Regions from separate parts of the Homo sapiens genome. Here region 2 is linked to region 1. Evidence: chromatin loops called from intact Hi-C (ENCODE). Cell type or tissue: mammary epithelial cell. All regions are shown on one strand. Each heading gives the region's core, and the rest is flanking DNA. Links, peaks and the distances in the headings are about the cores only.

Region 1 (5,311 bases), core at 1-5,000:
AGCCATCATTCACGGTCACTGCCCCTGGGGGAACAGACTGTTCTGCAAACAGGGGCTTGGGAAAACCCCATAGAAAATGTAGCTGGAATATTGTATGAAAATTACATGGCAAACAGAAATATCAGCCTCTCAGTTAGATGAGGGTTGCAGCTATATAAAGCCAAAATGGAATCAATTCAGTTGAATCGGTTTCATGATAAATTTAGTGAAGTGAATGTTTTACCTGGCCCCGGTTTGTTCAGAAGCAACATAGGACTCTGTGTACAGAGAGAGGTGGCCAAACTGCACCAGACTCCACAAAACGGTAAGTGTGTTTCTCCTCTCTCAATATCCCAGGCTCTCATGCCTTTCTCTAAGGAGTTTTCCTGTTCCTGCTATGGACATCCCATAGTTGAGTCATGAACAAAGACAGATTTCCTTCTAGATTGATAGGAAGACTAGACAGTAAAATTAAATTTAAAATCTTACCCAATCCCCTTTGACTCTTGTTTTTAATTTTCCTCCTTTTTCTCTGCATTTTAATATTAAGTGGCACAGACCAGAGCTATTCCCCCAACCTAGTGCATTTGGTTTATTCTAGAGATGTCTTTTCTTTTGTTCTCGTGGCAGTTCATTTGGGACTGAGTCTATTTCTAGATCACTAGCAGGCTGACTCCCTTCCTGGCTGGCAGGCCATCCCCAGCTGTGGCAGTGCAGCACCATGTCCATGAGCCTGGACAGGGACTTCCATGAAGCAGTGCCTCCTCACTTGTCCATCTCCTTGCCTAGCTCATCGGGCCCAACCCAGCAATGATCTTCACTCCCCAACAGTCAAGGAAAGAGGCAGCTGTCAACCAAGCCTTCTCAGTGGCCTTTCTCCACACCCGAGCTCCCCACGGCCTCCTCTACTTCCTTCTTCTGCATGTAGAAGACTGGCTTTAATTTTCTTAAAGATTTTTTGAACTATCTGTGATCCTTCCCCCTAGACTCTAGAACGGCATCAAAAGACTTTCTTCTACAGATGTTTCCTCATCTCATTCCCGCGTTAGACTCTGAACTTTTGGATCTGCTTATTCTTCCTGTGCTAGATAGTGTCTTAGAGAAGTGGGGCTTCCACATGGTGGAATAGGTACCCTAAAAATGGCCTCAGGGAGAAAATAGGTCACGAGTTAACACTATTTGTATCATAGCCAAAATGTATTAGATATACCCAAGAAGTGACTGCCCCTGCCTGATCACAAAGATAATTCCAACTGAGGGCAACATTTTTTAAAACTATGTTTCAATGTGTTCTCTTAGAGCAAGCTTGTCCAACCCCCGTCCCACAGGCCACATGTGGTCCAGGCTGGCTTTGAATGAGGCCCAACACAAATTTGTAAACTTTCTTAAAACATTATGAGATTTTTTTTTTTGCGATTTCTTTTTGTAGCTCATCAGCTATCGTTAGTGTTAGTGTAGTTTGTATGTGGCCTAAGACAATTCTTTTTCTAATGTGACCCAGAAAAGCCAAAAGATTAGACACCCTGTCTTCCCCAGAGTATCCATCCTCCTCCATTACCGTCCTTCTCCCACAACCCCCACCCCCAGAGTATCCATCCTCCTCCATTACCGTCCTTCTCCCACAACCCCCACCCCCAGAGTATCCATCCTCCTCCATTACCGTCCTTCTCCCACAACCCCCACCCCAAAAAAGGTTTAGTGACCCCCTTCTCTTACTCAGCAAGTGACAGAATCCCTCAGTCAATCACCATAGAATTAGGCCTTCGGGTCAGATAACACACCAACATTACCTTCTGTATAGAACCATAAATTCCAAGCTTAACATGAACAGAAGGAAGAATCTGTGACATTAGATCACTGTGCAACATTTGTTTCAGTGGACTAAAGCAATAGGTTGAAGGGCTTTAATAGAAAGATGTTTATTAAAAATAATAAATTTTAAAACCCTGCCCCTTCCTATATTTGCTTAAAAAAAAAAAAACTTGCTATAGGAAATAAATGGTCTGTCTGAACCCAGGAAAATAATAACGATGCCTCTCTTTCCTTGTTTTAGGGAATGCTGTCGATTTTTTGGAGACAATGGCTTGACTTTGAAGGTGTTTTTTACCAAGGCAGCACCCTTTGGTGTTCTTTGGACACTCACAAACTACCTGTACTTACATGCAATAAAGAAAATAAACACTACGGATGTCTCCGTGTTGTTCTGCTGCAACAAAGCTTTTGTGTTCTTGCTCTCATGGATCGTTCTCAGGGACAGATTCATGGGAGTGAGGGTAAGTTCCTTATTATCTGTCTTCCTCCCTCACTCAGTCATGTCAACCAAAACCTGCCCATCGGCTTGCTTAGCTCCATGTGCTGGACCATGAGCATAAGCTGCTGACCACTTTCCTTCTGATTTGCAGCAGAAAATGAGCCCAGCAGAGGGCCCGGTTCTTGGTGTGCCTTGCCAACCTTCTTGCTTGCAAACCATACTAGACAAGCATTCATTAAAGCACCTTTCATTTCAAGCATTTCAACAAGCATTCCCTAAAGTGTGTGCCAGTCGGGGACCCAGCCTGGGAATGGCGATGTGCTCCGCTCTCTGCGTGCTCACCCCGTCTCTCATGGGCGGCTTTCCCGGCTGTAGGGCGTGGCATGACCGTGCCCTGCAGCCTGGAGCTTTCTGCTAACACTGCCACTCTCGGGTGAGGATGTGCGTGAAACCCAAAGGATCCTTCGGCATCCATGCGTGCATGCAGTCTTGGCCCTTTGCCTGGGCCTTGTGTACACAGCCAGAGTTGGCCAGACACACTCATGCTAAGTCCCAACTGTGAAGGGCCAGCTTCACTTCCTTCTAACCAATGACGAAGGGGGAGTGAAATTATATCCCTTGAATTACCTCTCATTTTACAACCGAGACCCAGTCAATTACATTAGAAGCTAGTCAAAGTTAGCTCGTCGGATTTCATAACAACTGTATGAAATAGGACACGTGCACTATCAAATATCAGCTGAAATACAGAGAGATTCCCCCGAATAAAAGAAACAGGTGAAGTTTCAAAGCACAGGGCAGAACCCTAGAGACTTCTGACTGGCTCCCTCTTGTGGCCAGGAGCTGTCACTGCCCCGTCATCACCTTGCTACAAACCAGCGCCGAGAGCATTTAGCCAGGCCGCTAGTTCTCCTGTAGTTAGTGTACAGCTTTCCCCTTCAGCCACAAAGCTAAGAGCCGGTTTGAGGGGCAGTCCCATGAAAGTAAACCCTGCTGGCCACCAGTGCAGGGCCCTCTACTTCCGTCCTTCCCTCATTGTCCTGGGAACAATGACATCACCCTAATGGTGCATTCACACCCACCTAAGTTACCCAAACAGCAGTGGGGACGTGAGTCAACTTCTGAGTTATATTTTTAGCTCGCAGTAGGGGGAAAATTTGTTTTGAGGCTTAATGTTAATTTTGGAATAAAAACTCACTCTCTGTGCCACCAGAAAAGCTTTCAGCAAATAAATGATCTGATGCATCTCTGCAAGAAATGCAGATACTTCTCACAGTGAGCCACCCAGCAGGCTGCCTGACTCGATGCTGAAGATCTGAATGTCCTGGGCCCCCCTGCCACCCACCCATGTCCTTCCTGACTTTATTTTGATGTAAAGAGCCAGGAGAATTTATGGAAATTTTTGGCATGACTCAGATGTCCCTAGAAAATTCCAAATGAGACCCTGTTCCTGGGAAGAGAAGCTTCAAGGTTAATTCTGCATCTAGCAGAAGAAACCCATTTTTTTTGAGGTTAAGAGAAGGAGGTGTGAAAAACTTGAAAAATACTCCTAAATTCATAGAAAGCAACATGATGCTTCTAGATCTTTACTGCTATGCATGGATAAGACCCCTCCAACCCCCCACCCAAGAGTCATCCTCAGAATATGGCACATTCCGGCCATGGTGGCCACTTGATTGGTTTGGTCTGTTGCTGATCACTGTGTACTGAGCAAAGTTTTGTGTTGAAGGCCTTTGGTACTAGACTGACACTGAATGAAGATCCCAGGAGCCAGTGTCGGTGATGGCATTGATGGCATTTTGTAATTTGCAAAGCACTGTGCAGTTATGAGTCTCTCTAATAATCATTATTCCTCTCCGAAGTGCATGACCAGTCATCTAAGAGCTTCCTCCCACAGGTTGTGTTGGAACTCCCTCTTCTCTTCTTCAGGAGTTCAGAGAGCTAGCAAAATCCATCATGAGACACTGCCATGTGCCAAAGGGACTGAGAGATTCTCCTTGATAAACAGATGGAGATTTAGTTCCAAGATAATATCTAACTGGTGCATGGGACCGCTCAGACTTCACTCAGACCTGGGTTGGCTGGCACTGTCCATTAGGTAATTTCCAAAGACTGAAAAGAATTAACATAGTTCTCCATCCTGGAGGGCTGAGCATATGAGCTTGAGAGTCAAGCAGACATAAAAATCCATGTTGAAGGCACAGCCTTATGTTTGTGGAATTGGCTGCTAAGGAGACTTTTGTTATTAAGGCAATTATTCAAACCACAAGGGCCATGGTTCCTGGAAAACATCAATAGGTCGAAGTCATGTGCGCAGATCCAAAAGGAAGCAAACGTGTCTTATCATGCTGGGGAGATTCCTGGCCACGTATGGTATGAGAGGGTGAGAAGCCATTGGAGTGTCTGTTTGGAAGGAGCCAAGGTGGCTCCTTGTGTCGCCATCTGACTCTCTGCTTAGGTGTGCTTTCTGTACGTTCCCTGGTTCTCCAGGTCAGGGTTCTAGCTCAGCGATGGAGATGTCCTAGGCTAGAGTCAAGTGACGAGGTCACAGATCTTGGCTCCATTGTTATAAGCTGTTTGGACCTTGAGCAGACTAGTAAATGTCTCTGAGCCTCTGTTAAATGGAGAGAATATTACTACTCATCTTAGAAAACAGTTGTGAGAATAAGATGATGCATGCCTCACACATAAAACTCAACAAATGGTATCTTTTCTCCATGGCATTATTCTTATTATTCCTTCTCAATTGGAGGGGGTTGATGGATCAGCCCAATTCTCTTGTTGGTGGATGAACATTTAGAGAGGCAGTTTAATGTGGCAAAAGCAAGAGTAGGATGAGAGCAGGTAGAACCCTGGGCGCACACTGCCTGCTAGCTGCAGCCAGGCTGAGTGAGACCACCCCCAGCCTCCATGTCAAGGGAAATGGGAGGTGAGATTCTCCGATTGTTCAGGGCTGTTCGGGACCACCAATCACAGTGAGGGTCTTTAAACCAGGAGGGACGGGGGAAGGAGCCAGAAGGTGAGCTAAGAGGTCATCCATGGGGTCCTCAAACCCCAGCGGCACATTCCTGGGGATCATGG
Region 2 (5,373 bases), core at 220-5,219, 120 kb before region 1:
TTTGGAGTGTGATTCACCCAGCAGGGCGCAGATTGACTAAGCAGTCTCATTGCATTAATATCCCTGGCACCTCATTTGAGGTGAGATATGACTTGCTTCAAAGCATTGCTCAAGCATGCAGTGGGCTCCGCTCTGCTGAGTCAGACTCATGATGTTGGCCAAATGCTCCTGGCTTTGGCTGTCAAGACCAAGTGAACTTTAACAACTGACCAGTATTTGTTTTTTAAGGCATGGCCAGCAAACAGAGATTCAGCGGAAGGACTGATGCCAAATTTCAGTGGATGCGTAGCAAACCCTGAGCAAAGGGCTGACTTTGCCCCTCTGCTCTGAGAAGGAGACAAGCTGGGTGCCGTCTCCTAGCCCTGATCTCTCCTCCCAGTCCTTCTGAATTCTTGCCCTAGGCCAACCTGGCACCTCATTTGAGGTGAGATGTGACATGTGCCCTGAGACTCTGAAGTGTCAAGTGGTAGGTGGAGAGGGAGCACATGCCATCAGGATCTCAGATAGTCTGTTCTGTTGACACAACTTGGGTCTGATCATGGGTCCACCATCTTAATAATTATTTTAAATAACACTGGTAGTTGTAGGGACTCCGTAAAGTCAACATGCTGGACCAGGTATCCCATGTACATTAGCTCCTTTAAACCTCACAGCAACCTGCAGGGTAGGTATTATTGACATATTGATGGAATACTATGGGAAGAGGCCCCATAGTGAGCCTGAGACTTCAGAAATGCTCAGGGCTGTGGAGCTCCTTCCTTTTTGGTTGTTGTTGTTTGGTTGGTTCTGATGTGCTCTCACTCTTTGCTTTCTAACCTGGCTCTGCATCCTGTGTCTCTCTCATTCCTCCTTCCCCATCTCAGGTACTCTAGCTTTTCCTGCCCTCCCTTGCACAGCCAGACCTCCTGGCTCTGTGGATCCAGGGGAATTGGCCTGAATCACAGAGAAACTCCCTTATCAGGAAGGGGAAATTGATGATGGGCTCTTGTCAATGTTGATGCTTTCCATCTGCACCTCTTTAGGGATACCAGCTGCTGCCTGCCAGCCCCAGGTGATGTGAAAGGAACAAGCAACCAACCACCACACAGCGGTTTGTAAATTGTATACTATACCTAAAGTTCCCAACCTCCTAGGCGAATGGAAAACCCACCATTCTCACTTGCACAAATGCAAAGTTGTTCAAGAAGTGACTCAAATGGGGAAGAAGAGAGGATCCCAGGCACAGAAGGTATGAAAGAGCAGCTCCAAGGAGAGGGGGGAAAATGGCGGACAGGAGGCAGGACTAAATTGCAGCTTTCACTCGGATGGATAGAGCAGCATGTCGGGAGTCACATTGTGAACTTCTGCTCCAAGAACTACTGCAGGAATATACCAGGAAAGCCAAGAGAATCCACAGACCCTTTGAAGGAAGCGGATTACTCCCGCAGGACCCAGGAGACAGCCCAAATACTGTGCATGCCCAAACTGTGAAAGTGGGAAAGGAGGATCATCCGCCCATGAACGCGTGCCCTCACTGGGGAACCTGAAAGTCCAGATCATGGGAGAAGGATTTGAGCTGAGACAATGTAGACACCTGAGTGAACTACAGAGGTAGAGGAAGCAGCAGGAAAAGCCCTGCAGTCTCTCTGGGTCCCCATGTAAGCCATTTCTGACTTGTCTCACAGGGGTCCCTGGGGAGGGCTGCCAGAGGAACTGGGAAAAGACTACAGGGAGAAGGAAACCTCCAGCTGAACTTTGTAACAATTACAACCAGAGTTTCCTAGCCAGAACTCCGGGTAGGGCATGAATCTGATGTGCAGACTCAACAGGTGGGGAGGCATGAAAGGCCAGGCGCGGTTTCTCAACGCCTGTAATCCCAGCACTTTGGGAGGCCGAGGCGGGCGGATCACGAAGTCAGGAGATCGAGACCATCCTGGCTAACACAGTGAAACCCCGTCTCTACTAAAAATACAAAAAATTAGCTGGGCATGGTGGCACATGCCTGTAATCCCAGCTACTTGGTAGGCTGAGGCAGGAGAATCGCTTGAACCCGGGAGGCGGAGGTTGCGGTGAGCCAAGATCGGGCCACTGCACTCCAGCCTGGGCAACAAGAGCGAAACTCCGCCTCAAAAAAAAAAAAAAAGTCCTGCTTGCTTTCTCAGCCTGGAGGCTGGTAGCCTGGTGCAAGTTCTGAGCCCTGTTCACCCACTGCCTGGAAACAGACTCAGTGCTGGTGAGGTGGGGGGCAGGGGGCATGGTGGAAATGAGACTGGCCTTTTGGGTTGTGCGGGAGCTGGATGAGGCCTGTAACTGCCAGCTTTCCCCGACTTCCTGACAACCTGCATGACACAGCACAGGCAGCCATAATCCTCTTGGGAACACAATTCTATTGACCTGGAACCACACCCCCATTCCCCACAGCAGCCACAGCAAGCCCCTCCCAAGGAGAGTCTGAGCTCAGACATGCCTAGCCGTGCCCCCACCTGATGGTCCTTCCCTACTCACCCTGGTAGCTGAAAACAAAGGGCATATTCTCTTGGGAGTTCTAGGGCTCTGCCCACCACCTGACCCTCCCTTTACTACCACAGCTGATGCTCTCTCGAAAGCGCCACCTCCTGGCAGGAGGGCAACCAGCACAGAACTACAATAAACAACAATAATATAATTAAGGACCCTCCCAGAGTCCATTTCACTCCCCTGCCACCGCCACTGGAGCAAGTGCTGGTATCCATGGCTGAGAGACCTAAAGATAGTTTATATCACAGGACTCTATGCAGACATCTCCTAGTACCAGCCCAGAGCCTGGTAGCCCATCTGGGTGGCTAGATCCAGAAGAGAAATAACAATTACTACCGTTCGGCTCTCAGGAAGCCACATCCCTAGGAAAAGGGGGAGAGGAGAGTACTACATCCAAGGGAGCACCCCATGGGACAAAAGAATCTGAACAGCAGCCTTGAGCCCCAGATCTTCCCTCTGACATAGCCTACCCAAATGAGAAGGAACCAGAAAAATAATTCTGGCAATATGACAAAACAAGGTTCTTTAACACCTCAAAAAAGAAAAAGAAAAAAAACACTAGCTCACCAGCAACAAATCCAAACCAAGAAATGCTTGAATTGCCAGAACAAGAATTCAGAAGGTTGATTATTAAGCTAATCAAGGAGGTACCAGAGAAAGGTGAAGTCCGACTTAAGGAAATTTTTAAAAATATACGAGATATAAAGGGAGAAATCTTCAGTGAGATAGATAGCATAAATAAAAAATAGTCACAACTTCAGGAAATAAAGGACACACTTAGAGAAATGCAAGATGTACTGGAAAGTCTCAGCAATAGAATCAAACAAGCAGAAGAACGAACTTCAGAGCTCGAAGACAAGGTTTTGAAATAACTCAATCCAACACAGACAAAAAAAAAAAAAGAATTTTTAAAAAATTAACAAAGCCTCCGAGAAGTCTGGGGTTATGTTAAATTACCAAACCTAAGAATTGGCATTCCTGAGGAAGAAGAGAAATCTAGAAGTTTGGAAGACATATTTGGGGGAATAATTAAGGAGAACTTCCTCAGCCTTGCTAGAGAGCTAGACATCCAAATACAAGAAGCTCAAAGAACACCTGGGAAATTCATCACAAAAAGATCCTCACCTAGGCACATAGTTATCAAGTTATCCAAAGTCAAGACAAAGGAAAGAATCGTAAGAGCTGTAAGGCAAAAGCATCAGATACCTATAAAGGAAAACCTATCAGATTAACAGCAGATTTCTCAACAGAAACCATACAAGCTAGAAGGGATTGGGGCCCTATATTCAGCCTCCTTAAACAAAACAATTATCAGCCAAGAATTTTGTACCCAGTGAAACTAAGCTTCATAAATGAAGGAAAGATAGTCTTTTTCAGACAAACACACACTAAGAGAATTCATCACTACCAAGCCAGCACTACAAGAACTGCTAAAAGGAGCTCTAAATCTTGAAACAAATCCTGGAAACACACCAAAACAGAACCTCTTTAAAGCATGGGTCTCACGGGATCTATACAACAAAAACACACACAAAAAAACCGAGGTATTCAAGCAACAAATAGCATGATGAATTGAATAGTACCTCACATCTCAATACTAACATTGAATGTAAATGGTCTAAATGCTCTGCTTAAAAAATACAGAATTGCAGAATGGATAAGAATTCACCAACTAAGTGTCTGCTACCTTTAAGAGACTCACCTAACACATAAGGACTCACATAAACTTAAGGTAAAGGGGTGGAAAAAGATATTACATGTAAATGGACACCAAAAGTGAGTAGGAATAGCTATTCTTATATCAGACAAAACAAACTTGAAAGCAACAGCAGTTAAAAAAGACAAAGAGGGACATTATATAATGATGAAAGGCCTTAACAGGAAAATGTCACAATCATCCTAAATATACATGCACCTAATGCTGGAGCTCCCAAATTTATAAAACAAATACTGCTAGACATAAGAAATGGGATAGCAACACAATAATAGTGGGGGACTTCAATATTCCACTGACAGCACTAGACAAATCATCAAGACAGAAAGTCAACAAAGACATACTGGGTTTAAACTATACCCTAGAACAACTTGACTTAACGGATATTTTACAGAATATTCTACCCAACAACCACAGAATATACATTCTATTTCATCAGTGTGGCCGACTGCCACAGCTACTACTTGAGACCCTCATTGCAGCAATTATTACTGTTACTGCTTGAGACCGTCATTACAAGACTGAACAAAGGGATGAACGTAGAAATGGTAACAAAAAACAAAAGTAACTATTTTAAGGAAAGGCTAGCATGGGGAAGAAGAAGAGAAGAGAAAAAGAAAAGAAAAGGGCTCCCTGCTTCTAGTGAGCAAAGGCAGCTGCCGAGCTTCCACAGCCCTTCTTATATATTAGGTAACAAGAGCAAGAAGGAGGAGGTAATGATTGGTTAGCTGTTTACTTGCTCACAGGTTCTCATTATTGCTAACAGGCTTCAATTATGCCTAATCATAAGAAATACTTGTGCAGCCTCCAACACATCAGCACATGGAATTTTCTCTAAGATAGACCATATGATTGCCACAAAACAAGTCTCAATAAATTTAAGAAAACTGAAATTATGTCAAGTACTCTCTCAGACCACAGTGGAATAAAACTGGAAATTAACTCCAAAAGGAAACTTCAAAACCATGCAAATATATGAAAATTAAATAACCTGCTCCTGAATGATCACTGGGTCAAAAATAAAATCAACATGAAAATTTAAAACCTTTGAACTAAACTACAGTAATGACACAACTTATCAAAACCTCTGGGATACAAGCAAAGGCAGTGCTAAGAGGAAAATTCATAGCCTTAAATGCCTACATCAAAAAGTCTGAAAAAGC

What was found. Peaks named below come from ENCODE experiments on the same cell type or tissue, not always from the same donor. Only the 100,000 strongest peaks of a DNase experiment are listed, where the experiment ranks them.
Region 2: it touches region 1 in a loop (5-fold over the local background); 1 of 110 quality-filtered maps calls a loop at or near these places.

What each region holds. Positions count from the first base shown.
Region 1 is chr1:234,307,069-234,312,379 of GRCh38, forward strand. SLC35F3 (solute carrier family 35 member F3) reads left to right here. Exons shown (of 8, transcript NM_173508.4): 4 at 2,033-2,252. Among named protein-coding and RNA genes, the nearest start is that of MIR4671, 3.3 kb to the left of the region's middle. In mammary epithelial cell, for the core only: a CTCF peak has its summit at 3,072 (motif pointing left); DNase peaks (open chromatin) are centred at 3,163 and 4,543; H3K27ac peaks cover 1,232 bases.
Region 2 is chr1:234,186,131-234,191,503 of GRCh38, forward strand. The region is part of intron 2 of SLC35F3 (solute carrier family 35 member F3); the gene reads left to right. Among named protein-coding and RNA genes, the nearest start is that of SLC35F3-AS1, 84 kb to the right of the region's middle. RefSeq lists an enhancer at 2,123-2,834. In mammary epithelial cell, for the core only: a CTCF peak has its summit at 2,590 (motif pointing left); a DNase peak (open chromatin) is centred at 2,441; H3K27ac peaks cover 3,067 bases.